2 separate regions of the Homo sapiens genome follow, and region 2 is linked to region 1. A link is an interaction called in ENCODE POLR2A ChIA-PET data of the cell type or tissue named here. Cell type or tissue: CD4-positive, alpha-beta T cell. All regions are shown on one strand. Each heading gives the region's core, and the rest is flanking DNA. Links, peaks and the distances in the headings are about the cores only. Region 1 has its middle 160 kb from the start of LINC02295. Region 2 has its middle 49 kb from the start of LINC02295.

Evidence for each region. ChIA-PET counts read pairs that join two places held together with the same protein. Peaks named below come from ENCODE experiments on the same cell type or tissue, not always from the same donor. Only the 100,000 strongest peaks of a DNase experiment are listed, where the experiment ranks them.
Region 2: POLR2A ChIA-PET joins it to region 1 with 13 read pairs; 3 of 35 experiments call an interaction of 5 or more read pairs at or near these places.

What each region holds. Positions count from the first base shown.
Region 1 is chr14:98,283,250-98,299,854 of GRCh38, forward strand. No RefSeq gene overlaps it. Among named protein-coding and RNA genes, the nearest start is that of LINC02295, 160 kb to the left of the region's middle. In CD4-positive, alpha-beta T cell, for the core only: no CTCF peak of the experiment used is centred there; no DNase peak of the experiment used is centred there.
Region 2 is chr14:98,176,690-98,193,294 of GRCh38, forward strand. No RefSeq gene overlaps it. Among named protein-coding and RNA genes, the nearest start is that of LINC02295, 49 kb to the left of the region's middle. In CD4-positive, alpha-beta T cell, for the core only: no CTCF peak of the experiment used is centred there; DNase peaks (open chromatin) are centred at 8,527 and 10,799; H3K4me3 peaks cover 571 bases; H3K27ac peaks cover 7,116 bases.

The sequences.
Region 1 (16,605 bases), core at 5,175-13,174:
TTGCTGAGAATGATGGTTTCCAGCTTCATCCATGTCCCTACAAGGACATGAACTCATCATTTTTTATGGCTGCATAGTATTCCATGGTGTATTTGTGCCACATTTTCTTAATCCAGTCTATCATTGTTGGACATTTGGGTTAGTTCCAAGTCTTTGCTATTGTGAATAGTGCCGCAATAAACATACGTGAACATGTATGTGTCTTTATAGCAGCATGATTTATAATCCTTTGGGTATATACCCAGTAATGGGATGGCTGGGTCAAATGGTATTTCTAGTTGTAGATCCCTGAAGAATTGCCACACTGTCTTCCACAATGGTTGAACTAGTTTACAGTCCCACAAACAGTGTAAAAACTGTCTTTTCAAAACATAACTGAATGACTACCAAAGGCAGTGAAGTGGAAAGGGAATGGGTTTGGGAGCCAGCGAGACCTGGGTTTAACTCCATAGCAGCTGTGTGACCTTGATAGACCCTTCACCGACCCTGTGTCTCACTTTCTTCATCTGTGCAGTGGACAAAACATGGCCCACGTCTCTGAGTTGCTGAGAGGAAAAATGAGACCATGTGTGGAGGATTTCTAGCCTTGCATCTCACATAGAAATAAGCAATGATTAGCTTTTGTGTTATTTTCTTATGGAAATTCTGACCCTTTTGTTCCTTCTTTAAGCACAGGAGAAACAAACAAAAGAACAGACAGGAAGACAGTGTGCTACAGAGGGAAGAATGAGGCCATGTGGCCATCCATGAATCATATCTGCTTTCTCAGCCTCAGTTTCCCTAGAGGTGTGGAGCAAATTTGAAGGGCCCATCTAGCTTTAACTGCCTCTCATGATATCAAATGGACATGTGGGAGACAGAGCCTGTTTAATGGGACCAGGGTCCAGGGGCCCTTCTACGACCACAGCATGAAAAATGACATTTAATGCAAGCTACAAAGGCACCAGATGAGGACTTTAATGAAAATAAAATGGCGTCTCCATATCATCACAAATTAGCTCCATCTATCTGCACAGCCTGTGGTTCTGAAGTAATAGTTTGAAATTCAGCAACACTTATGGTTAACACATGCTGGTGTATTCATTTGTTTTCTTCATCAAACATTTACTGTGCACTTACTAATGCCAAGAACCATCCTAACTTTTAGGGACACCAAGATGAAAGGGCTTATCTTTTAACACAAGTTATCCATCCTCTTCAAGCTCATCAGCACCCCTTAAGGGCAGAAGTTATGTTTTATATGTCTCTGCTGACATTTACAAGTCCAGTGTCTGTTGAACAGTAAGACAATGAGTAACTTCATTGTTGATGGTGGGGTGGTCCTCGTGTTTGTGGGCTGGTGTTTGTGAGACTGCTGCTGATGCTGGTGGTGGTGGTGATGGTAGTGGTGGTGGTAATTGCAGTCGTGGTATTTGCAGTGGTGGTTTGATATTGATTGTGATGAGTGAACTGACGCTAGTTTTGCTGGTAATAGTGATTGTGGTGGTAGTTCTGGTACCTCCATCAGTAGCATAAGTATTGGAGGGGGAGGTGCTTGCTTTGTTGGTGATGACTTAATTTTTTACCAAATGAATATTATTTTGTTCTTCTTCTTGGTGGTATTTTGTTTTATAATTTATTGTTTTTTTACATAAATGATACATATTCATTGAAAAATAATATAAAATCACATTAACAATATAATCCTTACTCGGTTTTGATTCACATACTTTAAAATGCATGCATGCGTTTTATATAGAACAGACTGTTTTATAACCTGTTTTTTTTACTGAATCAAAAACATCATCCCCTTTCCAAAACAAAATGAAACAAAAAACAAAAATCATTATCATTCTTTTTTATAAATAATTTCTATACCTTATTATTAAAGGCAGCATCTTATTTCATTATTGGAGTCTATGATTCTTTACTGAACAAGTTCTTGAGCATCTACTTCCTAAGTTAGTGTAATGAGTGTAGACTTGGAGGAGGGTATGGCAAAGATTCAAAGCCAAACGCCACTCAGAGCTTGATGACATTGAAGCACGTTCCTTTATCTCACAGAGTCCCCAACCATTCTTCTATAAAATAAGGGTAAAAGTGCCTACCTCCTAGGGTATTTTGAGGCTTAAATATAATACCCTATAGAAAGCTCCTAGCCCAGTGACTCACCTATGTCAGATACTCAGGTAACCTTCTCCATTTATTGGCCACGCTACCTGGACTACTTTTGCTTTTTCTTCACCCATTTAGAAAACTTGGGGAGCTATTAATACAAACATGTTCATCTTCCAACTCAGGAGTAGATGTACAAGTGGGCCATGGAGATCCAATCTTCCCATGGTCACCTTCTTGCTCTCTCCCACTCCCCAGTTGTTGTGTCTTGCATAGCAATTGCAGGACAGAGCAATTGTTAGGACCAACGTGCCATTTCTCCCTGCCACAAGCAATGCGGAAGCAGTGAGGAGAGAAGATAGGATCCCCACTACTGGGGTCAGAGGAAAAGGGAGGGCATGTTTCTGCCTTATTTTGCATAATGAGTTGGAACTCAGAATGCATTACCCAGCAGAACCATATTGTAAGTGATAGTAGGTTTCCAGGCTAGCCCTCAAAAGCTGCCACCATCGAAAAAGGCCCTCGGGTCCCATGTAAACAGGGCCATTTCAGTTGACTCTAGCAAGTACTGACTTCAGGTTATTTAAAAAAATTAAAACACGACCAAAAAACTTTCTACTCCTACAGGTGATGTTAATGCTGAGGAATGGCAAACAGAAAAATGTCTTCGGTGAGTATCTTAGTCCGTTTTGTGCTGCTATAAAAGAATACCTGAGGCTGGGTAATTTACAAAGAACAGAAATTTGTTACTCGCAGTTCTGGAGGCTGGGAAGTCCAAGACTAAAGTGCTGGCAACCTGTGAGGGCCTTCTTGCATGGAAGAAGGCCAAAGGGCAAGAGAGGACATGCAAGAGAGAACAGAAAAGGGGATAGGCTCATTTTATAAAGAACACACTTCCCGGATAACAGTATGAATCCATTTATGAGGGCAAAGCCCTTACAACTTAATCATCTCTTAAAGGTCTCACCTCTGATAGGCCCCAATGTGTGTTGTTCCCCTCTATGTGTCCATGTGTTCTTACCATTTAGCTCCCACTTGTAAGTGAGAACATGCAGTATTTGGTTTTCTGTTCCTGTGTTAGTTTGCTAAAGATAATGTCCTCCAGCTCTATTCATGCCATTGCAAATGACATATCTTGTTCTTATTTATGGCTGCATAGTATTCCAAGGTATATATGCACCACATTTTTTTATCCACTCTATCACTGATGGGCATATAAGTTGATTCCATGTCTTTGCTTTCATGGATAGGGCTGCAATGAACATGCACACACGTGTCTTTATAATAGAACAATTTATATTCCTTTCTGTATACAACCAGTATGGGATTGCTGGGTGGAATAATATTAATATTTCAGTCTTTAGGTCTTTGAGAAATTGCCACACTGTCTTCCACAGTGGTTAAACTAATTTATACTCCCACCAACAGTGTATAAGCTTCCTTTATTCTTCATAATCTCACCAGTATTGGAAGATGGAGGGTGTAGGGAGGGAGAGGATCAGGGAAAATAACTGATGAGTACTAGGCATCATACCTGGGTGAGGAAATAGTCTGCACAACAAACCCCCATACACACATTTACCTATGTAACAAACCTGCACATGTACGCTGAACTTAATAAAAGTGTTTTTTGTTTGTTGTTTGTTTGTTTGTTTTAAGAAAAGGTCTCATCTCTCAATATCATTGCATTGGGGATTATTTCCAATACACAAATGTTGGGGAACTCATTCAAACCATAGTAGTGAGAAAGAAACCTGCAGACAAAATTGTACCCCATAAAACTATTAGATGATGAGGGCATAGTCCAGGCAGGTTTGAGGTGGAGTAATTTTCAGGTATGTGTAAGAGCAATGAGTACAGAAGACATGAGCATGTGTGAGGATGAAAGCAAAGCTGAGTGAGTGTGGAAACAGATATTCAGTGTGTGTAAGGTGGGCGGGATGTAAAGGTGAGGGGTACCATGAGACCAGGTTACAGGAGGCTTTAGAAACCATGCATTTTATTCTAGAAGCATGTCTCATAGAGATAGTCTGCAGATCATTTGCACCTCAAAGAGTCATCTTAAAATCCAGATAGCTGACCTTAGCCAATCTTCAAATTAATCCCTGCCTGAGAGCAGGAGGAAGTCACATTCTTTGAGCTCCCATGATTCTCATTCCCACTAAAATCTGTGGACCTGAATTTTGGATAATGGAAAGTCACTGGAGGCCACTGGGCAGTGGAATCCCAGAGGTGGGGGTAATTTCATTCAGACTCATTCACACTGCAGAACTATCTTCCAATAATCTTCCTGAACTCTGCACAAAAGACCATCATCTTGGGGTTAAGATTCGAGTTTAAACATCTTTTATTTCTTATACCAACCTACTGAGGTAAGAATTTTAATTTCTGTCTTAAAGACACAAAAACCTGGGCTTAAAGTTACATGATCTGCTCAAAGCTGAAGCCTGGTTGGAAGACCCAGGGTCAAGCCTGTGAGTCACAATCTGTGCTCTTACGTATGCGTTAACACCCGTTGGCCCAACTGGCCTGGATGGTCAGTCCAAAGCCATTCTGTGAGTTGAGGAATCTTCAGTGAGTTGACCTGCAAAGGCCCCACAGTAAACCAGCAGCAGACACAGGACCAGCTCCCATCCTCTTCCCTGTGGGCCTCCACTCTCCACGGCGGCTCCTCTTGGGTCTTCAGTGCCACCCCACAGTTTCAAATTCCCTGTGAGTATTAGGGGGGCTTTGACTGGGGTGACTTCCCTCTTTCACTGTTTTCCTTCTGAGTGGCAACATCCCTGGTGACAAATACAAACTAATTATGGTCGGTTCCCCCTGAGCATCTCAGAAAGCAGGAAACACAACCATGGATCACACAGCTCCTCATTCCACCTTTGGATTTGGTGTCTTGAGTTTCAGGATGAGAGAAAACTCTTCAACCAGATTCCCATCAATGGACATGTTTAACTGTAAACCCCACGTATGCTCGTAAAATGTGTCATTTAAAGATGCTTTGGGTTGGCACCTGGGACTCTAGGCAAAACCAAGCCACAGCTTAATTTAATTACAAGTGGAGAAACTTAAAGAAATCCTAACTAAAATTTGCTTAGGCCAAGCACTCAAATCCAAATGGGGGAGGCAAGAAACATAGTGACTGTGTGGCTTCAGGAAAATTATGAGGGGTTTTCTACCCTAGTGCCAATCAATCTCTCCTTCAATGTGTGAGAATCCCCCTTCTCATCTATTAGGTCAATAATGTGTGCTTTCAATTTGGTTAAATATGCCCATTCAGTCCCCACAGCCGATCAGATTGTCAGAGAAACATGATGCGTTTTAATAAACCCAGTATTTAGCCAAATACAGCAAACTCCCGTAATAGCATTTTTCCAGAGGGTGGGAAATGAAAATGCATCAAGCGGGAAATATCATGTGTGTAACCACCAGACCATGTCTTAAAAAGATAAGTGTTACATGTAGGGACAGATTATAAGTGTAGTAATTTCATGTGGATGTTTGCATGGGGGAGGCCTTTAGAGGGGCCAGGAAAAGAGAAGCTTCATGCGGAGGTGGGGAGGGGGCAGGGAGGGTGTGATCCATAGTGATCCACATGCCTGGGAGTGTTCCAGCCATCTTGCCGACTCCAAGGAAATTCAGGGCAGTTGGAAGTAAACAGTGGGATAAGGCTGGCTGCTTAGGGGCCTGGGAACCAGCGCCTACCCTGCCTCTTCATGAGCCATGTGACACCAGACAGGTCATCGGATATTTCTGGGCCCCCTTTGCCTCATATGGAAAGGAGTTTAAAATGCCCCAGTTTCTGGAAACAGGCTTCGTTAAGTCCTCCTCATCTCTTCTCTTCATCTCAACCACGAAATCAAATTGTCTGCCTTTTACTGAAAATAACCCAGTATAAAGAGTGAGATGCATTTGCTAGTAAGCTCACTCTAGTCTAGCTCCCAGGGAAAGTGAGAGCTTCAAATAGCATTAATTTTTTCTTTATTATGTATTTATTTATATATTTGAGACAGAGTCTTTCTCTGTTGCCTAGACTGGAGTGCGGTGGTGCAGTCATAGCTCACTGCAGCCTCTAACTCCTGGGCTCAAGAAATCCTTCCTCCTCAGCCTCCCAAGTAGCCGGGACGACAGGTGCATGACACTATGCCCAGCTATTTTTTTTTTTTTTTTTTTGAGATGGAGTCTCACCCTGTTGCCCAGGCTGGAGTGCAGTGGCGCCATCTCAGCTCATGTCAAGCTCCGCCTCCCGGGTTCACGCCATTCTCCTGCCTCAGCCTCCCGAGTAGCTGGGACTACAGACGCCTGCCACCACACCTGGCTAATTTTTTGTATTTTTTTTGGTAGAGACAGGGTTTCGCCATGTCAGCCAGGATGGTCTCGATCTCCTGACCTCGTGATCCACCTGCCTTGGCCTATTTTTTGTGGTTTTTGTAGAGATAGGGTCTCATTGTGTTGTCCAGGCTGGTCTCGAACTCCTGGCCCCAAGTGATTGTTCTGCCTTGGCCTCCCAAGTGCTGGGACTATAGGCGTGAGCCGGCATGCGCAGTCCTTTATTTAAATGTTCACTGCAGTGTTTGCCAAGCTGCATTAGGAAGTTACAGATCAGTCTCCATTGTTCAAAGGGAAGGTGTTCAAAACATGGCTGGGGCTTGAAAGACTGTCCAGGCAGCAGTGGGTAGGCACCGGCATGGTTTCTGGACCCGGCAAAAGCTACAGCTCACACTGGTGCACCGTCAAGGTGGAGGTCTTGGATTAGTCTAGCAGTGCGTTTGATTCTGATTCCCCACGTTGCAGAGCAACCCGCCACCCAGTCAGCCTGGATCTGGTGGATGCTGCCCCTGGAACACAGCATGCCTCACCAGTGCTAAACAGCTGACCTCTCAGAAACTGGGTCCACTGCACCTTCCTGCTGATGACCCCTTTTTCTGTGTAGTCTGGGAGGTGCCTTCTCTCTAGCTCCTGACAACCAGCACTCACAGGAGGAGATGGAGCTCCCACCTGCCTGGAATTGTCAAAGGCCACTGATATTTACCATGAGAAACCATAAATGATTGAGCGGCCCAAATGGCTTAGCACTCTTCCTAACACCTCTCTGCTGCCCTGACTGCTACTCCCAGCTTCATCCTCTGAAACTCATTTCTGATATGTCGTGTCTCACTCAATGAATTGCAAGCCTTCTGAGTTTGGCATTCAAGGATTTTGGACCCACAGGAAACATCTGTTATTTGTATATACTTGTTGTTGTGGAAAGATACTAATTTTTGAAGTTCAGCTTTTGTTTTTTTGTTTTTGTGTGCGTGTCTGTGTGTATTTGTTTTGTTTTGTTTTTTTGAGACAGAATCTCACTCTGTTGCCCATGCTAGAGTGCAGTGACTCCATCATGGCTCACTGCAGGCTTAGTGACTCATGGCTCACTCAACCTCCCAGGATCAAGTGATCTCAACTCAGTCCCCCACCCGCACCAATGCCTCCCCACCTTGCTTGAGTAGCTAGCACTACAGGCATGCACCACAGCATCGAGCTAATTTTTTAAACTTTTTGTATAGATGAGTGTCTCATTATGTTGCCCAGGCTGGTCCTGAACTCCCGGGCTCAAGCAGTCCCCCCACCTTGGCCTCCCAAAGTGCTGAGATTACAAGAGTGAGCCACTGTGCCTGGTTGAAGTCTGGTTTTGAACTTACCAGAAATATTACCTTGCTTTGAAGTCCATTTTTGCCATTTACTAGCAATCTTATTTTCTTCGAGAGAAGAGGTTTCTTAGCGCCTCCCTTTCCTAGTCCAGCATATGGGAACATAAGTCCTAACACAGAGGGCTTCAGGCTGAGCCGGTGTGTCCCCAGGATGGCTGGGCTCTGGTGGGCCTGGTCAGCATCTTAGGACTTGGTGTAACTCAGTAGTTCTCATGCAGAGGCAACTTTGCCCCTCAGGTGACATTGGACAATATCTAGAGACTTTTTTTGTTGTCAAACCTTGGGAGGAAAGCACCGCCAGCATTTAGTAAGTAAAGGCCAAAGATGCTGCTAAACATTCCACATTGCACATGATGGCCCTTAGTGACCAAAATGTTATCCACCCCCAAGTGTCCAGATTGCCAAGGTTGAGAAACCCTGACCTAAGTGGATAATTGTTTTTTTCTAAAGCTTAAAACTATCTTACCAAAAAAACAGAAACTTACATACAAAAATAGCACCAATGTGTTTTTTTCTGCATTCTTACTCTGCATCTCATACATGTATATAATAGACTGTATATGCAATATCATTGTATAAGTCTGTTTTAATATTTATTTTATATTATATGTTATAATATAAAATTATGTCAGAATATAAAATAATTTATATATATAATATAAATACATGTTTATGTATTTTAATATGCACACAAAATAATTATATACCCAGCAAAACAGAGTCAGGAAGACATGGATGGAAAGGAATATTTGGCAGAAGGATCTGCTGAAAACTGCAGGGCCACCTTTGCAGGCTCTGCCCAGAGAGAAAAGAGTACAGGGCCAGACGCGGTGGCTCACGCCTGTAATCCCAGCACTTTGGGAGGCCGAGGCGGGTGGATCATGAGGTCAGGAGATCGAGACCATCCTAGCCAACATGGTGAAACCCCATCTCTACTAACATACAGAAAATTAGCGGGGAATTGTGGCGGGTGCCTGTAGTCCCAGCTACTCAGGAGGCTGAGGCAGTGGAGTCACTGGAACCTGGCAGGTGGAAGTTGCAGTGAGCCGAGATCGCACCACTGCACTCCAGCCTGGCGACAGAGCAACAGTCCGTCTGAAAAAACAAAACAAAACAAAACAAAAAACAACAACGAGTACACACCCCTCCTGTGGGCCTGATTGTCTAGTCCCCTGTAGGAAAACACCTGACCAGGTGCCACTTCCTGCCCCCACCCCAGACCTGCTGGATGTCCCACAATTCTTCCACCATTTTTCAGATCATCGGGCACACCACAGTTGACGAAGCACAGTGTTAGCCCTTCTAAGTTCCAGAAACAAAGCAGTTTCCCACCACTAACCCTGAGTTGATGCCAGGCTGAGCTCAGAGGAATGGGCAAGAATGACTCAATGATTAGAAGTACAACAATTGGAGTTTAGGGTTAAATCCACTCACCCAGGACAGGTAGTAAGTTCTGAATATTCCTGCAAGGACTAAGCAACCAGGTCATTCCTTCTCCTCTGCCACCTAGTTTCCCTTCTAAAGCATAGTTTTGGATTATTCTATACCTCACTAAACTATGGTGTCAATACCGTGGCCAAACCTGCTGTATTCTCAGAAATGGGTATATAGGGGACTCTCTATACCCATATACCCATATGTAAAAGTGTTAGCTTTTACATATTGAGATAGTCATATTGGAGTCTTAGATTGGGGATAAATTGGGCAGTCTTAACTCTTTCACTTCTGACTACAGTGCAAAAAGTAAAATCAATTACTCATAAATACTTGAATTAATTTAATTTTTTTCTTAAACAAAGAGGGAAAATTAAAAGAATCGGCTTGCTCCTTCCTACACTGTAGTGACAAGATTAAAAATTAAATTTATACATATTTCATTTCTACATAATAAAGCCTTTTTGCAAAAAGAAAAAAAAAACACAGTTCATCTAATTAAATCAAAGAAAATTGCCTGCAGCGACGTTTCAGTATTACAATTAAGCCACTGCCAAAACCAACCCTTGGAGCTCTTAAACTCCACTCTGGGTTGAAAAACGAAGTCAGCTTTTGGCGAGTGTGTGAATTCTGAGGGTGACTTCAGGAAAATGTGGAGCTTTTTCTTATGTCAATTTATAAGGGTGGGAAAAAGAACTCCAAGGCTATTTGAGAGTCACTGGTACACTGAAGATAGCAACAAGATCTAGTTTTTGTTGAAAAAAAAAATCACGAACAAAAACCAAAAATTCAGCCTGAAGCTTGGAATTAAAAAAAAAAAATACCAGGAATGGTCTCCTTTTCATCTCCCAAATACTAAAATCATTAAAATGCATGTACCTTAAATAAAATCCTTGATGAGGTGGGAAGGTTTCTGAAAGTCAGTAAAGATCACCTTGTAATACTTGATCTCACAGTTAACGTAGACATGGTCAGTGTGTGGTGGCAGCCTTTTTGAGAAGTATGATGCCCAAACATAGTGAAAACCTCACAACCCCCTTTAGACTCAGCCTTGGATTTGATAAGGGCTGGCTTGGACCTCTCCTTCAGCGACTTCACTACCAGGAGGCTGGGCAGGTTAGCTGGTGTGGACATGCTCCGTACGGAAACAAAGAACCCTGTCGTGTGGCCCCCACCTTCCTGCACACCATGTGGTCTTGTAAGTTCCTAATTTGGTTTCTGATGACATTCTGGCAGAATTGAATTTTGTTCTTGGAAATCAGGTCCTGGAACAGGGAGCAACTCACACAAGCCCTGGCCTGGATCCTGGTTTTGGTGAATCATTCATGCCTTCTTTTAGGTCGAAACAATGCTCCATGGCAGGTGCTGAGCAAATGTTTACTGAATAAAAGTTTCTTTCAGCAGCAGCTTGGCAAGGAGTGCAATGGGACCAGTTGAGCCTGTGTGGGTCTCTGCATTCCTGGTTTCTTCTGCCTGGTGGAGGGTCTGAGTCTGATCCGGAGGAGCTCATGTCTACTCAGGGCTGATAGCTCACCATCAGCCACAGCAGGCTCCAGCTACCAAAGGGTCTTTGCAGCTTGTGAAGTGTGTTATCTCAATACGTTGTCACTGAATCATAGCAACATCCTTGGGGGATGTGCAAGAAATCCACAACTGTTTATCTGAAATCCTGAAATTCAGAATCCTCTGAAAGCCAGATGTTTGTTCATAAATTTGGCACAAACGTATGTGGTGGCAAAATCTTAACTGAACAAATGTGATGTCATTTATAATCTTCATTTATCCTACGGAATGGCACTAAGCATAGTTTTGAGTACAGAAATGTTAATGAGTTTACAGGGCGCTCTCCCAGACCCCGCTGGAGGTAGCACACAGTATACTATATGAGCACTTATTGCCTATTTGTTATTGATTGCTGCTTAACCAAGTATACCAAAACTTAGCAATGTAAAGCAAAAAGCATTTGTTATTTCACATTTTCCACGGGTCAAGAATCTGAACTTGGCTTAACTGGATCCTCTGCCTCAGAGTCTCTTAAGAGGCTGAGATCAGAGTAGCAGCCCAGGGTCTTTCTCAGGCTTGCAGTACAGGTACAAGCAGAGGCATAGTTATCGCAGTGTTTGATTGGGACAGCATACTCTTCTGAGATCGCTCACATGGTTGCTGGCTGGATTCAGCTCCTCACTGGCTGTTGGACTGACACCCTTAGTTACTCACTGGCTCTTGGCCAGAGGCTGCCCTCAGCTCCTTCCCAGGTGACTCTCTCCATCAGAGTAAGCAGGTAAGAAGGACCAGAGAGCTAAATAGCAGCAAGACAGAAGTCCCGGTCTTCGTAACCTAATTGTGTGAGTGAAATCCCATCACCTTCCCCATAGTCTTTCATTAGTTGGGAGTGAGTCGATCTAGCCCACACCCAAGACCAGGGGATTTCAGAAGGACATGAACCCCAGGAGGTGGATGTCTTTGGAAGCCATATTGGAAGCTGCTGACCACATTACAATTCAAAATCTGGGACCCCTAGCCCCTGATGAACCTGTATCGGCACCCTCACTTTACAACGTGGAAATAAGGACTGAGCCATTAACATTACCTTGTTCTAGTGCTCAAGACAGACAAGGGGTGAGCAAACACTTGAACTTGCCCCTGCCATGCTTACCTTCTTGCTCCCTCATGGAACACTCTTCTACCTCCATCCTCAAAGCAGTAAGCGGAAGCCTAGTGGAAAAAGGCACATACTGGAAACCTTATAGACATTGACCTAACCATGGGTTCCATCATTCACCAGCTGTGTGACCCTGGACATATCGCTCAGACTCTCTGAGCCAGTTTCTCATCTACAGAATAAGGCTACTCCTACCCAGCTGCTGCTGCTGGGAAAGGTACATGTTATCCCCTGAAGGGCGCCAATTGCACCGGTGGCTCACAGGTGCCTGGTGAATGGGAGCCCTTTCACCTGCGGGGTTCCCCCTTATTTTTGCTTTCTTCTGCTTCCTATGACAGTCTTGCAACTGGCAGGGAAGGCATGAGCATCCCCATTTCACGGATGAAGAATTGAAGGTTCAGAGGCTATCACTTGATTTCTTTAATGTCACCTAATTAGTCACTGTGACTACCTGACATTATTTTATGAATTTGGCTGTAAGTGTATTTATTGTCTCCACAACGAGAATACAGGCTTCGCGAGGGGAACTTCACTGTCCTCTTTACTCCTTCATCCCCAGCACCCTCATCCCTAGCTGCACAAAATTGTTGCTTTGTAAATACTCATTTGAGAAATCAATGTATAAGCCTGATATAGTTTGACTATATGTCCCTTCTAAGTCCCCAGTGTTGGAGGTGGGGCCTGGTAGGAGGTGTTTAGGTCCTGGGGGAGGATCCTGCATGGTTTGGTGCTGTCCTTGAGATAGTGAGCCAGTCTCATGAGATCTGGATGTTTAAAAGTGCGTGGTGTCTCCCCTCTCTCTCTTGCATCCGTTCTTGCCTTGTGAGGTGCCTGCTCCCCCTTCACCTTCTGCCATGAGTGAAAGCTTCCTGAGGCTTCCCTAGCAACAGAGCAGATGTCGGTGCCATGCTTCCCGTACAGCCTGTAGAACTGTGAGCCAACTGAACCTCTTGTCTTTATAAATTACCCAGTCTCGGGTATTTCTTTATAGCAATGCAGGAAAGGCCCGATACAGAGCCCACGTTACTTCCCTGACCGATTATCCACTGGGATCAACCTGCTAATCAGTGATTGATTCTTCCCCACCCGATTGTCAACTGGGATCAGCCTGCTAATCAGTGATTGACATGGCAGCTGCTAGCACTTATTCAGTAGTTTGAAGGACATACAGAGGCAGTGGTTTTGAAAATTTCCATTCATTCATTCATCTATCCATTTTTGGTTGCTGATCCTGAAAGAATCTGATAAAAGTTATTAATGCAACTACCCCAAGTCTCACAAAGTCAGAGACTTTTAAAAAGGCTCTCAAAGACCTCTGAAGCCCACTCATAGACACCCTGGGGTAAGAGCCCCAATCTAGGGAGGCATTTGGGGAGAGATGTTTTTGTTCTCATATAAATCAGCCTAACCAATATTGCTATTTTTTAATCCCACAGCAGTTAAGAGAAAGACAGAGCTTGAGACTCTAATCTGCCCAATTCTCCCAGATTCTAGGTTTAGTTTTTCAGAAGGAACCATGTGAATATCACTTACCCTCTTCCCCCAACCTTTAGCCCTGGGGGAACACACAGTCTATCACTGGCAGCTGTACTTCCAGGAGACCTGAAGTCAGGCTCTTGCCCATGTGACCTCCCCTTCACCAGCCAGACCCACTCCCCAACCCTCAGCTCCTGCTGGAGCCTGGTGCCTGCACATGGGCTCCTCAGGAGCCTTTATCTGATTCTAAGGCCAGGAGGGTTGCACCCCCTAGGGATTCCCTGACAACTGTCCCATGCCAGGAGACTCCAATAAAGGAAGTGAGCTCCAGCCACTCTCAGGCAGCATGGTGCTGTGGTGGGAAGCGAGCTCCAGCCATTCTCAGGCAGCATGGTGCTGTGGTGGGAAGCGAGCTCCAGCCATTCTCAGGCAGCGTGGTGCTGTGGTGGGAAGCGAGCTCCAGCCATTCTCAGGCAGCGTGGTGCCGTGGTGGGGGGCGAGCTCTGGCCACCCTCAGGCAGCATGGTGCTGTGGTGGGGGGTAAGGGCTTTGCAAGTTCAAATCTCTGCCCTGCTTCATTGAGCTGTGTGACCTTGGGAAAATTATTTAACCTACCTGAGCCTCAGTTTCCTCATCTGTAAAATGAAGATGACACCAACACCTGCCTCAGAGATTGTTGTGAGGATTCAGTGAATACCCTGGACATGAAGGAGTTAAAGCATGCCCAGCTTATGGAAAGCAGTTTATGCATGCTCACCTCATAGTGATCACATTGAGCCAAGGCTACAGCATTGGCTCCGTGTTTGTAAGCGAAGCTACACACCTCATCTACTCACTCCATGCCCTGGGCCAAATTGTTTAATCTGCTAAGACATCAGTGTTATCATAGAAAAATAATAATGGGTGGATTGTCCTAAAGGATGATGTTCCAGGGCTAGTGGCACACACCGGCATTTCCTGAACCAGCCCTGCCTCTGTTCTTAGGTGGACTCATGTGCTTGAGTCCTAGTCAATAGGATGTGCGTGGAAGCTCCCTTCCTGCCTGTCTCCGTTGTCCAGTGCATTCTTCTCTTCACAAATCAGAAATTGTGGGTAGCTTCTGAAAAAGGGGATGGCATAGTCACGAGAAGGAAACTGTGTGGGTCCCTGAGTCACCGCATGGAAGACAGCTGCCTAGGAGGGGCACCCAGCACATAAAGGCCTGTGATATGTCTGAGAAATAACTCTAGACAGATTAGTTCTGAAATCGTTTTTAAATATTTCGATTTCCGGAGTGAAGGCAGAAAACCAATACCACTTCTTCTTAAAATAGTAACAGCTAAACTCCTAGTGCTTACATGTGGCAGATGCTGGAGTGAGGCATTTACATACATTGTCTCGATATGCTGTTTTAACAATCATTGAATTTAATGTTGTTGTTATTCTCAATTTATAGATAAGAAAACCAAAACTTAAAGAGTTTATTGAGAGTTTCTTAAAGTCCCAAAAGTACTAAGAAGCAGATCCTGAACCTAAAACCTGGACTTTATGATTCCAAATCTATGCACATTTTTAACCACATTACTAACATGGTGCTTCTTTTTTTTTAAGGGTACAGTAAAAATTGGTAGAAACATTCCATGAGCACAGATATGATGAAACAGAGCGTTTTGAACGCCATAGGAGAAGGCAGATAAAGAGTTGTCAGGATTTAGCTGAGGAAAGGGTGACTTCCAGTTGAGAATCAAGGAGAGCTCCCTGGTAGAGGTAGCATCAGCTCTATACATCTGCAATACCACATCCTCCTGGTCTCTGCATCATTCTCCATCTCCACTAGCTCTCTCCTCCATCAATGTTGTTCCTCCTTTTAATTTCCTCCTCCTCCCACTACCTGTTTGTTTAGTTGAAGTCCTGTATCTTCTTGGAAGCTCCTCGGAGAAAACACAAGAATTTCTACTCAAGGGTAGGTCCATATGTTTTGAAAGAATTAATTAATAGAAACCGCAGCTGTCTTTCTAGAAGCATGTGTTGCAGAGAGCGCAGGAAGTGTTGCAGAGAGTAGCAGGGTGTAGAGAGCCGATGGGCTGGTGCCTTGGAGCCAGGCTCACTGACGTGGATGTGCCACAGAAGATGGCTGAACCCAGATCTGGGGTGAGGCCTGCTGGAAGTTGTCCGCAGCCTCACAGATGAGGTTATGGGTGTCAACTTAGATTAATATAATGCATAACATTTCACCTTCCTTATGAAAAGATGTGTGTTAAGTTACATTGGAAATTCCTTAAATATTTATCAGGGTAACCTATTATGTTGCAATCTCTGGGACAGGGGCCAGGAGTATGTGATAAAGCTCTTGAGACAGTCCTGAGACCTACTATTAGATAATGAAAACTGTTCTGAAGTAAGTGGGTCAGTCTTATGCTTTGGCTATGCTAAGGAGCATGGGCATGGGAGTATGTAGGTCAACAGAGAGAATATTCTGCAGCACCAGCTACCCAGGAAGAGGTGCCTCAGGTGCACAGACCTAATGTGACACAGACAGGGCCCAGGCTCTAGCGCATGCTGCAGATGTAATTGTCTGGCGTTTGGCTTTTCTCCTTTGAAGTCTTCATCAGGTCATTTGTTCACTTGCTCTTGGAATGGGAGGATTTGGCAGTCAGTACCAAGAGGAAGAATTTGCCCTCAGAGATCAGAATTAGAAATAATTACCATTGCTATTGGCAATAGAGTGAGGATGAGAAAATGCAACCTCAGAGACATGGAGGACTCTGCTTGAATTGGAGTATTTTTCACAAACTGGAGCAGAAGAAAAGAACAATCCACCCAAATTCCCAGCCGGGAAGTCTCTAGAGCAGCCAGCTCACGTCGTAGACAAAACTATCTTCTCAGGACAAAAATGGAACCATCAATTCACAAAAAGCTTGAAAACAAAGAAAAGAATTCCAATGGCTATTTGACTCCAACACTCAGCTAACTGAGGCAGAGCAATCAAACTTATTCTTTTTTTCTGGGTCATGCCACTAAAATAAAACACTTTGGCCAACTTGATAGAGCCAATCAGAGTGAATTCCACACTTTGGCTTTTCAAAATGATTAGCTGCAACAAAAATTTTATTAGGAATGCAAATTATTTCTAATGGAATGCAGTTATGAGATTATTTTGCCCAACATTCTCAATTTACACATGGGGAAACTGAGGCACAGGAAGGGAAGAGGCTTGACTGAGATTAAACAGCCAGGCTGTGGCCACTGTTGTTAAAATTACCTGTGCCTGTG
Region 2 (16,605 bases), core at 3,766-11,765, 110 kb before region 1:
CATTTCATCCAAGGCCCACAGCCTGTGAGCAGTGAGATCTAAATTCAAATCCTTCCCCTTCACCTTGTTGCATGGTACTAGCGTACAAGTGTAAAATGAGATTGAAAAATTCAAGCAAAAGGATGCCAGAGAAAAATACCATTTTTCTCCTAGTATTTGAAACACGCCTTTAATTTGGGTTGAATGGATTTGTGAACCATCAGCAACAGCATTTCATTGACAAAGACTATTTTCCACCAAGAAAAAAAGAGGGTTATTATTTTAACCTCCCACCTCATTCATTTTCTAAAAAGAGTGAAACGTGATTTTGAAAGAAGAATTACATACATTGATATCACATGAGTGGGAAGCAGAAGCCGTCAATGAATCATCTCCTTTCTACAACTCTCAAATCAATCCAGACACATGTCAGGTTGATGTCCATGGTGTGGGACCATTTCCCTGATTGGATCTTCACTTAAGGTGTGTTGGCATAAGGGAGAGAGGAGAGTCTCTGGCACCTTCACCTTCAATATACAGTGAACATCCACGATAAACTCAGTCATAGAAACATTCATTCACTAATTTATTATTTTATTCTTTCTCTTCCTTCCACTTTTGCTCATTAAACAATGTACTGTGTACCTACTGGGTGTTGAGTCCCCTGCTGCCTATGGAGCATCCAAAGACCAACAAACTACAGTCTCTGCATTTTATTAAATTGGGTTTATTTATGAGAAACAAGGCTGGGTTCCTTTCCTTAGGGAACTCACATTCTAGTGGCAGCTGGACAACTGAAGACACTAGAATCCAGCCTGAGGTAAGGGTCAAGTCAAAGGTAGGATGGGAGGAGTCAAGGCTCTGTACCAGGGACCTGAAGACATGAGTGGAGAAAAGGTTCTACTTGCCCCCAGACCTCAGTGGGCTGCCTTGGGGTGCAGGGGTACAGCCTTGGTCTGTGGGGCTCAGGGGGGTCGGAGCAGGACAGAGAGCCCAGATGACAGAGCATAGTGTTTGTCAGAGGGGATGCAAGAAAGGACACATGCATTGCTCTTTGCATGGAAATATTGATTATTTGAGACTCTGAAACCCAGACTGAGTCACATCCTCTGGTAGGAAAGCCCCTGCCCCAGTCCCTCTCTGGGGTTCAGCCAAAACACTGGAAACAGATGAGGGGCCCCAGCACAGTGATCACACTTGCCAGGATTTTTGTTCTGACCAGGTGTGCCCCATACAGATTGTTGAAGTTGTATTCTGACTCTTGGGGCTTTCTAAAGACTTGAAAACCAGATTCACCTACAGGTGAGACTGCTACGGAGTATACGGATCACAGTAACAAATTGCTGTGCGAAGATCAGGAGAATGGTCAGGTTCTGGTCTCTAGTGTCCAGTTAGATAAGAGGCTTTGGGCAAATTACATAACCATTCTAAGTCCAATCTTAGTTCTCCATGAATAGAGGACCATTACTCACTCCACCTAAGTGCTATTAAAAATGAGTCGGGCTATGTTCAAACAATTTGTAGTCTGTCATATATAAATATGAAAAAGTAGCATCATCTTAAGAATTTATTGACATAGTCACACCTAATATATATGTTCATGAGCATAAATAATATTTGGATATCTATATGTAGTATTCTATATGCCGGTATATGCAATTGGATTTAAAATGGGTCTTAAAGTACTATTTTAACTCTCATAGCTTTCTGATGGCCCCGGAATCAAATTAGTCAAAGGCCATGATTGCCACAGCGAAAGATAATTTTAGGAATGATAAGAATTGCAATACCAGTTAGTACCGGCTTGTTAATGAAACTTCAAAGTTGAAACCAAAGTGGGATCTGCAGATTGCCCCAGAGAAAAAGTCCTGTGGTTCTGCAAATCTTCTTTCTGTCTTTAATGAATGCTTAACCTCCCTGCACTTGAACTTGGGCATCATGGCCAGTAGTCAATTTTCACTCTAGTTCATGTATTTTTTTTTTCCTTTTAATCCTGAAAATCTGTAGCCATGTCGTCAACTCCTTCTTAATTATACCATATTCTTTACATCTGTCCTGCTAAATAACTCTAATTGAAATAGCACCGGCGTGAATTTTTGTAATGTTCCCCCCAAGACATCCCGAAAGTGACTCACGAGAAAACAGACTGAAGTCACAGCTGGAAGCACGTCAAGGATCATTTCCATTTTTACATGATTAATTTGAATTTAATATCTTAAATCAAAACCTGATTAATTTAAATAAAATTTTGATGGTGCCCTGCTTCTAATATACATTGCAGTAATTAGATTCGGCTTAATGTGGGTTTTTTTACATAATTAAAAAAAGGAAGAAGTGAAGTGTAACAATGCAATGTTGATACAAATCTGTCTAAATATATATAGGGGACTGCGGTTCTGGACATTAGGTAAAGAGAGGATAGCTAATTGAAAGGACTTTAGTGAGCTGAGAATAAGCGTGACTATTCTGGGCTCATCCCATATCTATAGCAAAACATCTGATTCTATGATCAAAAGCAGAAAAACTTTTTGTTCCAAGCAAGTGATACCCACAGTGGGCCCTAACACCAAGAAGCAAAGCATGGACTTGATGCTATCTTCAAGCGCAAAGGGTCATTACTCCACTTGTCAGACATGGATAGAGGCCCCCCTATGTCCATTGGTCCCGGACAGAGCAGGTGCCGACATTGCAGACTGACATAAGCATCAGCTCCAGTCAAGCAGGGACACTGTATGGACTGTTGCCAGCCCCCATCTTTGAAGACATAGCCTCTGGGCCATCCCCAGAGGAGCTTGATTTGCACAACCTGCCCCTCTTGAGAAAACGAAATGAATCTGGGTTACCAACTTTCCCCCAAATCTAGACTTCTGTTTAGCCCAATTCCAGTTGGCCTAGATGCATATACTATGAGGTCCCCTAGAAATAAACGTGCGTATCCAGACATCATGACTGAGTGATCATATTCCAAAGAGATCTAGCCCAAAGTTCTTATTTTATAATCAAAAGGAAGCAACCTGATCAAAAGAGTCCACCCACTTACAAACACAGATTCTGAACAATTTTTTTCTAAACCAAGTCTTGACCCTAATTTGCCAAGTGACCCTAGACAAGAATGTCAACCACTATGGAAACTACTTGTCCGTGAGGAACTCACTCCACCAACCCCAGTCTAGAGAAGGAAGGCTCAGAGATCCTTCCTGAACCAGAGACCTGAGGTTGCTGAGCTGAGCAGTATACCAGATTTCTCAGGTGGGCGCATCTGATGGAAGGGTCCCGAGTGGCTTCAGCCAAAGCCACTGTTCTCAGTGAGCTCCAGGGCCCATTCTTCACTAGCTTAGGATGTTTATGGACTTCTGTGAAACTCAGAACCAATGATGGTGAAGGAGGCGCATGACTTGATGACAGAGCAGAACACAGATAGAGACCGACACCTTTATTTTACATTCCATGTTTAAATGAGGTCATGCAGTTTTCGTCTTTCTGGGTCTGGCTTATTTCACTTAGTATAATGTCCTCCATGTTCCAGGCCCCTCCACATTGTCTAACCACACACACATGCACACAGGAATTGTAACTATGGGAAGTGATAGATGTGTTAATTAGCTTGATTGTGGTGATTATTTCACAGGCATACATATACTGAATCATCGAGTCATACTCTTTCGATGTAAGCAATACAATTTTTAAAAAGAGCCCAGTGTCTCTTACTTTCATTTATTACTTATTAATTTAGTTTGTTTGTTTTGTTTTGTTTTAAGACAGAGTCTTGCTCTGTCACTCAGGCTGGAATGCAGTGGTGCGATCTCAGCTCACCGCAACCTCTGCCTCCAGAGTTCAAGCGATCCTCCTGCCTCAGCCTCCAGAGTAGCTGGAATTACAGCCACCCACCACCACGCCCGGCAAATTTTTGTATTTTTAGTAGAGATGGGGTTTTGCCATGTTGGCTAGACTGGTCTCAAACTCCTGACCTCAAGTAATCTGCCTGCCTCAGCCTCCCAAAGTGCTGGGATTACAGGTGTGAGCCATCACACCTGACCTATTTATTAAATTTTAATTAAAATTAAAATTTTATTAAATTAAAGGAACCTTTGGAATCGCCTGAGGAAAACAATTACATACTGCTGTATACACATGTACACAGAATAGTTTGCTTGTAATGGTAACAATTGCTATTATTTTCCCAACTTAAATGTAAAATTTCCTCCAAATTAATCAAAGATATTTATCAGCTGCCTTCTATATGCATAATATTATGTACAGAGTAGTCTACACTCAGGTCTTCATAATTTAGAAACTGCAAAATAATGCTCTATACTGTAAAACTGCTCATACCACAGAGACTTATTACATTTCCCTTCTTCCTTCTTTCCTCTCTCCTCTTCTTCTGCTGTCCTTCCTTTCCTTACTCCCTCCCTTCCTTTCCTCTTTCCTTCCTCACTCCCTTGATCTTTTCCTTCTTTCCTTCTTCCTTCATTTATTTCTTCCAACAATGCAGTGCCCTAAATGCTCTTCCCTGAACGTTTGTCCAGGCGCTGTACTCTCCACAGGGCTTCAAAAAAGAGAGAAATTAACACAGGGCGTGCGTGTCTCTGAGGCTGAGGACACAGGGGCCTGGGAGGGTCATTGAGGAAGACACTCACCAACATTTCTGTCTAATTTTAACTGGCCAAGTTTCACATTCAGTTCAGTTTCTATCATTTAATTTTTCCTCAAAGGGTTTGATTTCAGTCCTCCACTGCGAGTTTTAGCCAGGAGCATGACTTTTGAGAGTCATTTAGAACACAGCTGTGCCTTGTAGCACAAAAGGGAGTGGAATCTTGATCTCACACGCATTTGCACAGCTTAGTGTATGTAAGGGAGACGGTTTAGTCATTTGCTTTGAGCCAAAATGGACAGAACACACTTGAAAGTCACTTTCAGACTTCCCTGCGGATTCCCTGTGGCATCTGCACTATCGAGTTACTGTAGCTGTCTACACTACTACTAATAATTATTATAATTATAACTGTTTCCAAATCCTGACACCTACATATGTTGCATGCTGTGCTCACAATTTCCACACAACATCCCTGTGTAATGTACATTGTTCAAACCATTTTATAGACTTGGAAACTGAGCCTCCTGGAAATAAACAACATCACTGGGTTCCTATACTAGTTGGAACCAGAATCCAAGCTCAGCCTTGTGTACCCCTTGTTGGGCAGCTGGGCCAGGCCCCCTCTGTCAATCCAGGTACACAGATAAATGGCCAATCCCTTTGCTGGGGCCCAGAACACACTGACTCCTCTGCAAATGTTCACCTTTGAAAGGGCTTTGGTGAAGATCAGCCAGCCTGTGCCTCACCAGCCTGGGCATCTTCTGACGCATCAGTTGACAGAGAAAAAGAACTCAAATAAGGAATTCAAGGAAATCACTGATTTATTATTTATCACAAATGGCCTAACACAATGACTTTCTAATCTGACAGCTGGGACTTTTGATGGCAATCAACAATTTAATTTATTTCTAAATTTAGATTTTTCCTTTTTCTGCATCAAACACCAAAGCTGGCTAAAAATAGTCACACAGTGAATGTTAGAGGGGAGAATTTTACCTCTTATGTTTCTTTCTTTCTTTTTTTTTAATGTCAAAGTTAAAGTCAAAACAAAATTAATCAGGAGGGGTTATCTATAATGAATCACCATGCAGCTCAGGAGGAAAGGGTCTAGGGGGAAGATATCTTTGCCAGCAGCCAAAGGAATGTTCTTTCAAAGAGTCACATTAGACTATAAGCTCCATGAGAAAGATTGCAGATCTTCCATATTCAGCAGCATGAATCAAAACTCTTCAGCTCTAGTCTAACTTTCTTTTTTTATTATATAGCAGTGGGGGTTGGGGTTTGTATGGGCTGTGATTTAAATGGTTAATTGAAAGGAAGCCGTGGTGAGCTGTTTCTGGCTACAATATTACGCTACAATCTTATCTGAGCTTACAGAGTTATTTCCAATTTGTAAATGCTGTATGCATTTCTACCAGATAAAACACTTAAAAATCCCAGACCTGAGTAAAGTGACCCTGCTGTTCTAGAGCCTTCCTCACCTGCCCTTTTCTGCCTCTCTACCTCCTCCTGTTCTGATGCCCCCCACCGCAACCCCCACCCCACTCCTCCTCTTTCCTGTCTCTGCTGGGAAGTCAGGTCACTACTCAAGCCTCCCCCTTAGGCAAATAAACTTAGTCATAAAGTGGTGGAATGAAGTGTAGTCTTGCCTGTAAGACTCATTGGACAGAGGAGAAAACTGAGGGTCAGAGAGGGCCAGTGACTCACTGAGGTCTTGTAATGAGAGAGTAACATTGTTGGGACCAGAATTCAGGCTCTGTCCCTCCTAAGTCCAAAGTCCTTTGGGTGGCATAGAAATCCCCAGAGAAATTGCCCGCCATGACATTCAATAAGAGGTTACATAAATTACATGTTGGAGAACCAGGCCCATTCGCCCCAGTTTCCTGGCTACATCAATGTGATTTCACAATTCCAGGAAATCCTTGCTTGGGAAGAAAAAAGTTGTAAACACCTTTATTATTTATTCTACAAACTTCCAAGAAAACCCATGTAAAAGAACAACAAGCTATTCTAACTCTTCAATAAGTAGTGGTAAACTTGGAGTTTACACCCCACAACTCTTTGAAAATTTTCACCTCAAAATCTTCACCTTGCTACACCCACGACCAATCTTTAACTATTATCTCTGGACCCACTTTGATTCCTAATGAGAGAATCATACTGTAAGGCCCGCCTCAAACCAGCCACTAGAATTTCATCAATATCCAGTAAGACTCTAAGATCGTGCTTTCTGTGAGAGTCACTTGGTGTTGTCTTGTGGACAGGTTGTGTTTGAGGAGCTGGCATTCGACATGGGTAGAATATGGCACCATGTATGTGTAGTGATGAAAGGATGAAAGGTCTGGATGATGAGCAACAGGAGAACTGCCAAGATGCAGCAGGAGGAAGTCTCCATAAAGCGGGCAGTCTCACTTCCAGAGCCACGCCCTAAGTCCTGACAGAGGGCAGACATGGCAGCTCTGGTAGAGAGAGGCGGTCCTTGCCCTCAGGGGCTCACAGCTCAGTGGTCCCTAGGACTCTTCAACACACAGCAGTAATGCCTCATGCCACATGGGGCATTTGTGAAGAGGGAGATGGTAGACCCAGAGGAGGGGTAGGTAAATTCTTCCTGTTAGATTGGTAAATGCTCTTTGTCAGGTGATTTGACCCAACGAGGAGCATCTAGAATGAGAAGCTGGGAATGGCCTTCCAGGAACCGTGGCATAAGCTGCTTTGGGATCAAGTGTCTGCGGGACAGTCTAGGCACTGCTGTGTTCTGACTGACTGGATGTAGGGAAGTGCCTTAACCTCAGACATGTCAATATCTTCATCTGTGAAAAAGGAAAAATAATAATAGTACCCACCACAGCAGATACAGTGGCTCAAACATGCGAAGCACCGAAGAAAGCCTCGGTAGGGTAAAATACATTATCTTAGGAGTTTCAATGTGATCCTAACAGCCTTCTGATTAAAGACCACAATCCAATGGCTACCCTCTCATTAGAAAATCAAGCATGGATTTCAGAGATCAAGTTCTTTCTGCCCCTAGCCGGCTGGGTAGAAATGACCCTGTCTTTTCTCTGTCTGAACCCGTTTCCTTGTCTAAAAGGTGAGTGCAGGGGACATAATGACCTCCAAAGGACTCAGTGGTCTCTCAATGCTGTCCCTAAAGCCCCACACCTCTGTAGCCCATCACCCGCCTCATCTTCTGGGAACATCACCTTTGCAAATTCATCTCTTGCCTGCGATATGAGGAATATCTCCAGCTTTGTTTCTCTATTATAATAGATGTAAATTAATGTTTTGCCTTTGTTTGCCGCGGTAATCATAGAGGCAAGTGTATATTCCTAACAGCTATCTTATTTTCAATTTGCAAAGCATACTGTGCTTAATCCCACGAGCCAGATCGTGGCTCCAGATATGAATTTTAAAAGATAATTAGCCCAGTGCAGGAGGTGCTCTCTGAGACAAGGAGCATGCACCAAAGCCTGGTCAGAGGGGTCCTTTGGGGGACCCTGTTGGGTCACAGATTCTCCCCCAACCCCCCGTGGTTTATTACTTTTTTTTCATCACTGCTGCCTTTGTGAGAATCAGATGATTTGTTCATGAAAATTTAAATCATGTTCATACTAGAAGCTGAAATTTCTTTTTGGGGTTGTTATTTGAGGATTCTCCCACCACCCTCCACCAATATTTTTTTATGATATTCATGGCAGGTGACAATTTATTTTCTGTTCAGTTATTTTTTTCTTTGTAACTCTAACTGAAAGAAAACACGAGGTCTGTGGTGGTTGTTTGTAATGTTGATGCCTATGGCAGATTAAGTGACCATCCATTAGAAAAAGCCACAGAAGGCCCTGGGTCCAAAAGATGAATGCCCTTCCCAGCTTCAACCATGGACTCTGCCTGCAAGAACTTTACCCCCAGCAGGAAGTCAGTTATGAAAACAAGCACACATTTCAACGGGCTGAAGAAACATGCCGGTTTGCCTGTATCACAGGACATTAGCCGACCGTTCATTGCACCCAGGGCTGGCTTTGCTTTTGCTTGGCTGTCGAGTTGACACATGCACATGAGTGGAACCTCTGTGCCCAGCACGGTGCTGGGACTGGGGGGATGCACAGGTGAGCAGGTGCAGCCCACGCTGTCAGGAATGCCCTGAGAGCCTGGCAACACTCCCGGGACTCAAGAAGGCAGGTGGGATAAGAGCTACAAGAGAGGTGCTAATGGTACCACTGTTATCATCAAAGAGGGTAGAGTAGATTTCCCCTCACTGCGCATCTGGGACACCTTACTGGAGGAGGTGGCATTTGAGCTCGTTTTGATGAGATAGCATATATTTTAATCAAATCATGTGTACCTGAATCAGGTAACTTATATTTTGATATTATGAATCAGGTAACTTATATTTTGATATTATGATCCCTCCAGGAAAATAAAAACTAGAAGATGGTAATAGCTCACATTTATGGAAGGCGACCTATACAGCAAGCTTTTCACATCATGTCCTACGTATCTCATGAGGATGCTGAGATGCTCAGGGGCTCTGAAACATACCCGAGGGTTCACAGTGAGAGGGTGGCAGAGTTGGAATTTGAATCCTGGTAGGTTTGTTCCCAAAGAGAACCTGGCATATTGGATTATAGGGGCTATTCCTGCCTGACAGATCGGACAGGTAGTGGAAGGAGAAATGCAGCTCAGAGCCCCATTTAGGAGGCTGGTTGACTGCATCATAAGACACCCTCTGCTGAGGCTTGAAATGCATTGTTCAAAACAGTTTACAGCCAATTTTGGTTTGCCTCTGATAGAAGGAGCTGAACACAATTTTGATTATTTGCTTTAATTCAAATCAGGTTAACAAAATCAGTATATTAGTGCAATTTAAGGACCTTTTTCCCCCTTTATTACATAAGCTAGTGGACTTCCCATCTGATGTATGAAATGTCACTTTGTCTTTAATTCTTGACGTTCACAAACACTGGTGCTACTGGAAAAGGAGTGGGAGTGAGCGTATGTGTGTGTGTGTGTGTGTGTGCATGTGCATGTATGTATATACACATATATATGAGAGTGAAAACCAAACTGAGGTTTCAGATGGACTTTAGAAGGATTGAGCAGGTTTTGAAATGCGTCCTGACTTGTCATTGGCATTTGTCATATTATCACATGCTTGGAGGTTTTCTCCTGGGCATTTCTGCATTTTTATCTAATGTGGTCACACAGGGTGTTTGCTATTTCAATGAACATAAAAATATTTTATATAAACTATTTACCAAGGCTCTCTAGAAAGGAGAAAAAAGATAGTTCTAGAGTGTCTTAGAATATCTCTTCCCTCTAGCTAGGTCCAGAAACGCTAGTGTCCTTGCCAGGCATATTTCCTTAGAATAAAAATGATGGACTAAAGTTGGGACCATTTCATATATAAAACTTGAACTATTAAAAAGCCTCTTGTTCAGAGACTTGTTCTCTTACATTTAAATATACTTTAGTATTCCAGAAAAAAAAATGCTTAGACCCAATGAGAGAATACATACAGTGCTACCAAAAAAAATCAAGTCATAAAGTGAAGAATCAGCCTCCAATTGGTGAAATCCTGTCTTGGTGCTACAAAAAATGATATGTCTTTACTTAACGGAGTTTTATGGGGACTAACAAGGTAACTCCATAAGACAGAAAGAAGTTTCATTAATTATAGTCTGATAAAAGAGAGCTTTGTTATCAAGAGTGCATTTCTTGCGCTAGGCGTTCATTTCTCAAACAACATTGGCTTTCTTGTATATCATGGTGTTTAAAGGGAGGAGTGAACAATTGACCTAGAGATGAGCTCTTTGAAAAGTTCTGTTTTGCGTGATATGAATGTAAAAGAGTGGAGCATGAGCTATGAAAGAATTTCCAATAATCTCTCCTTGAGGACAGACAGATATTGAATGATGTGATGAGTGAGGCTATGGAACTAGGACCTCTGCCTTTTTTCACCCCTCCACTTGGGCTGGGGAAGCACAGTTACTCAGAAAAAAGTTAATTCAAAATATTTTCAAAGGTTCTTTCCTTACAATCAAAACACTGTTGTCTGTGGCAAATGGCACACCCACCTGCCCCCAGGAAAAGAAGCTACATGACTCCTGGGGAGATTTCTTCTGGGATCCTTTCCTGCAAACCTGCAACACCCATGAGCACCCATGAACTCTGCAATTCTGTGACTTTCCCCACCTGTTTCATAAGAAGGCAAACTAGGGCTAAGACCACATGTAGTCACAAAACCAGACCTGTTTCCTGCCCTCGTTCTTCCCCTCCTCCACCTTGGATGGATTTTCATACAACTTTGATGAAAATAACTAGGAGGATATAAAGATCTCTGTGGGGAGATCCTTTTGGGAAGTCCAACATCCCTGGACAGCTGAGGATCCTGGATTTCTTGGTGGACACGCCAACCCAGGAGTCCACTGTGGGGTGGAGTCACGGCTGGAGCCCAGGCGTGCTGTGTGGATTAAATGAGTTAATGTCTGGGAAGTGCTCAGAAGGGAGAGTTCTGAACACAGAGAAAACATGTTACTATCATTGTTATTTGAAAGGAATTGGAGGTCAATTATTTGCTACCCTACATTAGATGAATCTTTATTTTATCACCTCTCTTACCACAAAAAGTGTTCTCTTCCTTGAAAAATGTCTTTTTTTTCCTAATTTGCCTTGAAGTCAAATCCTAGCAAAACCAAGCAGTTGTTATTAATAGCTACATAAACACCGGAAAATAGGTCGGCACCCTCTTTTTCTCCCAGAAAGACATTGGCTAATACAATCTAGCCCCTGATTGATTTGTTTGTTTGTTTGTTTCACCTAGATATGTTCAGTAAACAAGGGAGAAAATAAGAGTCTATCAAAGCTGAACTTCTCTATTCTTGAGCTATCAGCCTTTTGCTTTGCTTTCCCCAACAATAAATAAAAGAACGTATTGAATATTTTAAGGGGTGTTCTTGGGACAAAAACAGTCTCATGCACACAAAAAGTCAGCCTTTATCTGCTGTGATCTTGGGAAGTCCAGCACACTAGCCTGGAAGTTTGTCAGAGACTCTGAGCATCCTAAAATCAGGAAATTTGTCTTCTTCATCAATGTAACCCCAACACCTAGCAGTAGGAAGTTTCCATTGCTGGTAAAAATAGGCTCACATGCTGTGAGGTATAAATGGTCATTTAAAAGGTAAGTTAATTTGAAGAACAAGACCGAGTCCCCAGATCCATTTAATTTTTAATTTTTGGCAGTGTTTCCCAAGAACCAGGCCACTGGTTGAATGATTAAATTCTTGCTCATCTTGGAGGGAAAAAAGATACATTGCTGTGGACTTTTCAGAAGACTAAATTTGTTATTTGCAACCCTTGGCCTTCTTTTTGATATTATCTCTTTGAGACCTAATATTGGTGGGTTCACATGCCTTGCTCTTTCACCATTATAGAACTGGGTTTTTCTTCTTCTGCTGTCTATTTAATTTAATTCTCAACCTTGAGCCTTAATGGAAAGAGAACATTTTTCTCTTCATAGACACAGTCTGCCAGCCTTTTCCTGCTCGTTGTCCCTCGAAAATAAGTCAGTAGACTCTCATTTAAGTGGTTATCCACCAAGGAGTTCATTTACTAAAACATTGCATGGACAAATGGAGGACAGTGACAAAGTTCTATCCATGTTCTGTGGCTTCTGTCTTTCATAGGCGATTCTCTGATGCACTCTGGCAATACTGCCTGTCTACTTTGATTCCTAAACCTGCTGCTCATGAATTAATCTCTTGCTGTTGTTCTTCTGGGTAGGACTGAGCTTCTAATCTGGGCAGAATCCCAAGTCCTTCTGGCCTTGGGGGAATTATTTACCCTGTTATGGACCTTTCTTCTCAGGGACTCTGTCATAAGAACCTCTGTCAATAAGCTTTTCACAGGAAGGCCCTCTTGAAGGCCACACCCTGGCACCCTTGTTCTGATGAACTGTCTCCTGTGGCCTCTCACCCACAGTATTTCCTGACCTGTTCCTGGTCTCAAATTCTCAACCCCTACTTGCTAAGAACTGATGGAATGGAGACAGAAGGGGAATAAGACATGGCCCTTGCTGTGGAGGGGTGTGAGGGAGTGTTTACTGGGTGATTCAAAGCTTATTTTGGTAAATGGCCACAGGAGTACTCACCACTTCTCCTGTGCGGCAGGCATCTGGCACCTAAGGATGTCCAGGCTTAGGAAAATTCAGGGAGAAATGTGAGGTAAAATTGCTCCAAGTATATCTTTTCTTTTAAGAGTGCGATAACAAAAATAGAGGCACACATAAAAGGATAAAGAAAAAATGAAAACAAGCAGTGAAAGACAACATCCGCTCTCATTTCAGTTTCCTGGAAGCGGAATGTGGTTGGGCAGATGGTGTTCTTTTGTTTCACTAGAAGAAACGGTAAGGTGTAAATACACATGATACACACAGCAGTGAGGATGGAGAAGGGGCTCGACTCTAGGTGCTCGGTAATTTCTAGGTGGGTGGGAGGTTTTCTTCGTTAGGTTAGGTTGGTCCTGCCTACTGAGATCCGAAGATACTGCCTTCGACCTGACAGCTTCCAAATGGGGACCACAAGCTCTCTAATGTTCCATAAATGGGCTACCAGGAAGTCTGTGAACACCCTTACTTTTTTTTTCTGCAAAATGTTGTAGGTTTGTGCATTTTCTTAGAGGAGTTTTTTGTGTTTCACAAGATTAGCAGAAGATTCAATGGCCATTGGCTTCTTGTGTCTTCATGCCTTTTCAGTTTGCTTCGGTAAAGTTAGTTGCATGTGACTATATGAAGTTGCTTAATATAATTGCCCATATTTGCATTATATTGGAGACTTTTCAAAGCTTTCTCACATATAAGCAACCCCTTTGACTCAGTAACAGGAGCTGTTACCAGTAGCCCATCTTACAGCTAAGGAAATGAAACTTACAGCCATGACTTGACTGGCTTATGGCCACACTCATGTCCTGTCAGGACAGAGGTAGGACAGACACTCCTGCCTCCTGATACTTTCTGGTTTGGTGCTCCTCTTACTTACTGCTCTTGCTCTCATTTTTTCTGCCAAAATTGCCATCAGTATCAGTGAGGAGTAGGAAGAATTTGAGTCTAAAACATGCATGAAGTGAAGAGAAAATTGATAAGAAAATAAGTCAATGTGTCTCATTCTGGTTAATTATACCCATGTTTGACTACCTCTGAGGTTATTTTGAAGCAGAAATAATGTTATTTACCTCTGCATTTTCAGTACCTAAACAATGCCTCCTGGAGCATAGTAGATGCTCAATTATTTGAGGTGTGCATAAGTGATTCAAAGTATGAAGAAAGAATCAGATGCCCAAGGCGTATGTTGCCTGGTTTCCAGATACCTGCCCATCATGGATTCTCAAATGGGCCTTGTCTGAAGTCTCTAAGATGGCCCTATGTCATTACAGGATGATAGGGAAGTTTGCCAGAAGACTTTTGATCAATGAATGATAAAGTCCATTGATAAAGCTTTTATCTCCCGTGGTCTTATGTAAGAGGTGTCCACGTCATCCCATCTGGATACAGCTTTTGAATTATCCCTCTAGGGTATTAGGAGGTCTAGTGAACTGTGCACTTCATCAAATAACTTGCTCTTAAATAAGTCACACACTCCCAGGTGCAAAAGATAGGAAGATCTCTTTTCTCAAATAGAAGCCGGAAAGCAACTACCCGATTCCAATAACCAAAGGGTGGATAAGATGAAGCTATAAAACTTGCTCAAAAGAGCTCTTGCGAGTAAGAGGTTGAGAAGGGGAGAAGTTACAGTGATTCTAGTAATTCAAGATTCTAAACAAAACAGGACTTAGAGAAATGGCAGTGACAGTTGCCACTAGTAGTGTGGTATTAATCTTAGTCTGACCCCTGGATCCAGCAGAAATCCCAGCTGAGCTTCCAATTTTTATGTAAATGGGAGAGTCAACTGTACACATTTAAGAGATGTTTGTGAAAATAAATATTTGTTTTTATGATTAATCTTGGCATTACATGATATGGAATAAAATTCTAGAACTGAAACTCCCATTGAGAATATTGAACATTCTAGAGGTAACTCTTTCTTCTACAATTGATCAGCATAGATCTTTCACCCCAGCATCAATCAATCATCAAGATAGAGTCATCTCTATTACCTTTGGGGCAAATTTCCCTGGGCGTGGGACACACTTTTCTAAATTTTTAAATGTGTGAAGCAAGCTAAAAGACATAGTTAGGCAGAATTGGATTTTGCTGAAAAGCCTCCACCTGTTTTTTTTAAAAAAGGAAACTTCCAAGATTGTAGAATTATATCCATCGCCTCAGAAATGTTGGGATCTGAAGGTAGCATACCAATGTGTGTATAGAGCTAGTTGATACCAATAAACATTGGCATTAGGAGAACATGTATTGTCTAAATTTCTCCCCTTTCTGAGGGACAACTATTTTTCTTGGCAGATTGGCAAGATAATCCCAAAGACAAATCCAGTGCACCTTCCCCACACCCTGGCCCATAAACATAAAGGGATAGAGTCTAGGACCAGGTCAAGATGAAGATTTCAAAATAAAATTCTTAGAGACCCAGCATTCTGGAAACTAGAGAACATCATGGCTGGGAAGGGGGCATAGATGGGCACACCTTATACTATGACAGAGACAGGCTCTCAAAATGGAATGGGGATGGCATTTCAGTAAATGCCCATCACCTAAGACAGAGATAGTCTCCCCAAATTTTGCACCCTTAATATCGCATTCACTCCTGAGACCAACACAGTAAACTAGGTATAGGAAATATGTTTGCCTCTACTGTACAGAAAGGAAACTGAGGTACATTCACCCATTCTTGTTGACTGCCTATATACACAAGGCTCTTTCCAAACTACATAGGTGAGCAATGACTTATAGCTTCCTAAATTGGTTGCCTGATATAAGTGTTAAAGACCATTTTATGTTCATTCTACAGACAATGAATATCAAACATTTCTCTGGTCTTGACCAAAATTTCATATTTTTTTTCCCCGAAAATATCAATATGAGTTAGAAAATAGGCTCTAGAGCTTTGGCTTAATCCCAGTCACCAACTCTGAACCTGTTTCCTCATCTTTAAATTAGACTAATAAGATCTCTCTTGCATCACTTAGAAGTCTTTGGGGTCATTAAAGTTAATACTGAATCCTATTTCAATTGTACATGTATTTATTAAATACCTACTCTATGCCAGGAACCATACTGGACACTGAGAGGACAATGATGAATAAGACCCACTTACTCACTCTTCCTCCTAGTGAAGCTCATAGTCTAATGGCAAACGCAGACATTGAACATAGACCGACATGCATAAGGCATGCAGTGGAAGGGAAAGCATGGAATGGGATGGGAGCCATCGCAGGAAGTGTAAAGAGAATATTAACTATATTGGGAAGATGAGGCTGCAAGCTTTCCATGAAGAAAGTGAAAGAAGTGAAATGTAAGCTAAAACATTCGTATACAGGAACAGAAAGCCCTACTTTTATTATAGTATGTGCTAGTATTAGTCTTCCACAGTATTGGTGTTCTATTAGTAGAAAGATCTGTGCTATCTCTGTGTCCTGTTCCGGCAGCACTCTGAGCATCCTCCAACATGGGAGAGTGAGGAAGCCGCATACTGTCAGATCTCAATGCCACAGTGTCATAGATGTCTATGATTTGAGGAACTCAGTCAGGGTGGCCGGTTGAATGGCTGTGGATGGAACCACCAACTCCTGATTGGCATTCTCCCTGCTGCACTTCTGAAAGGAAGGAAGAAAAGAAAATCTTGCAGGCACCCACACATCCAAAAGGAAAAAAAAAAAAAACATGTCAGTTGTACCCACTCATGTCATGTCTGCTTAGTGACAGGCAGAAGTACGCCCACTCCTGGTGGCCCAAACTCCAGAAGGAAAGTCATGTTGGAGCTGCCCACACTCTCAAGGATGACATGGGAGCTGGGTCAGCAGGCAAGTCATCTCCAGCATCTCAAAGGGCTGGGGAAAGAGGGAGGGCCTAAGTCAGGTGTAATGGGCCA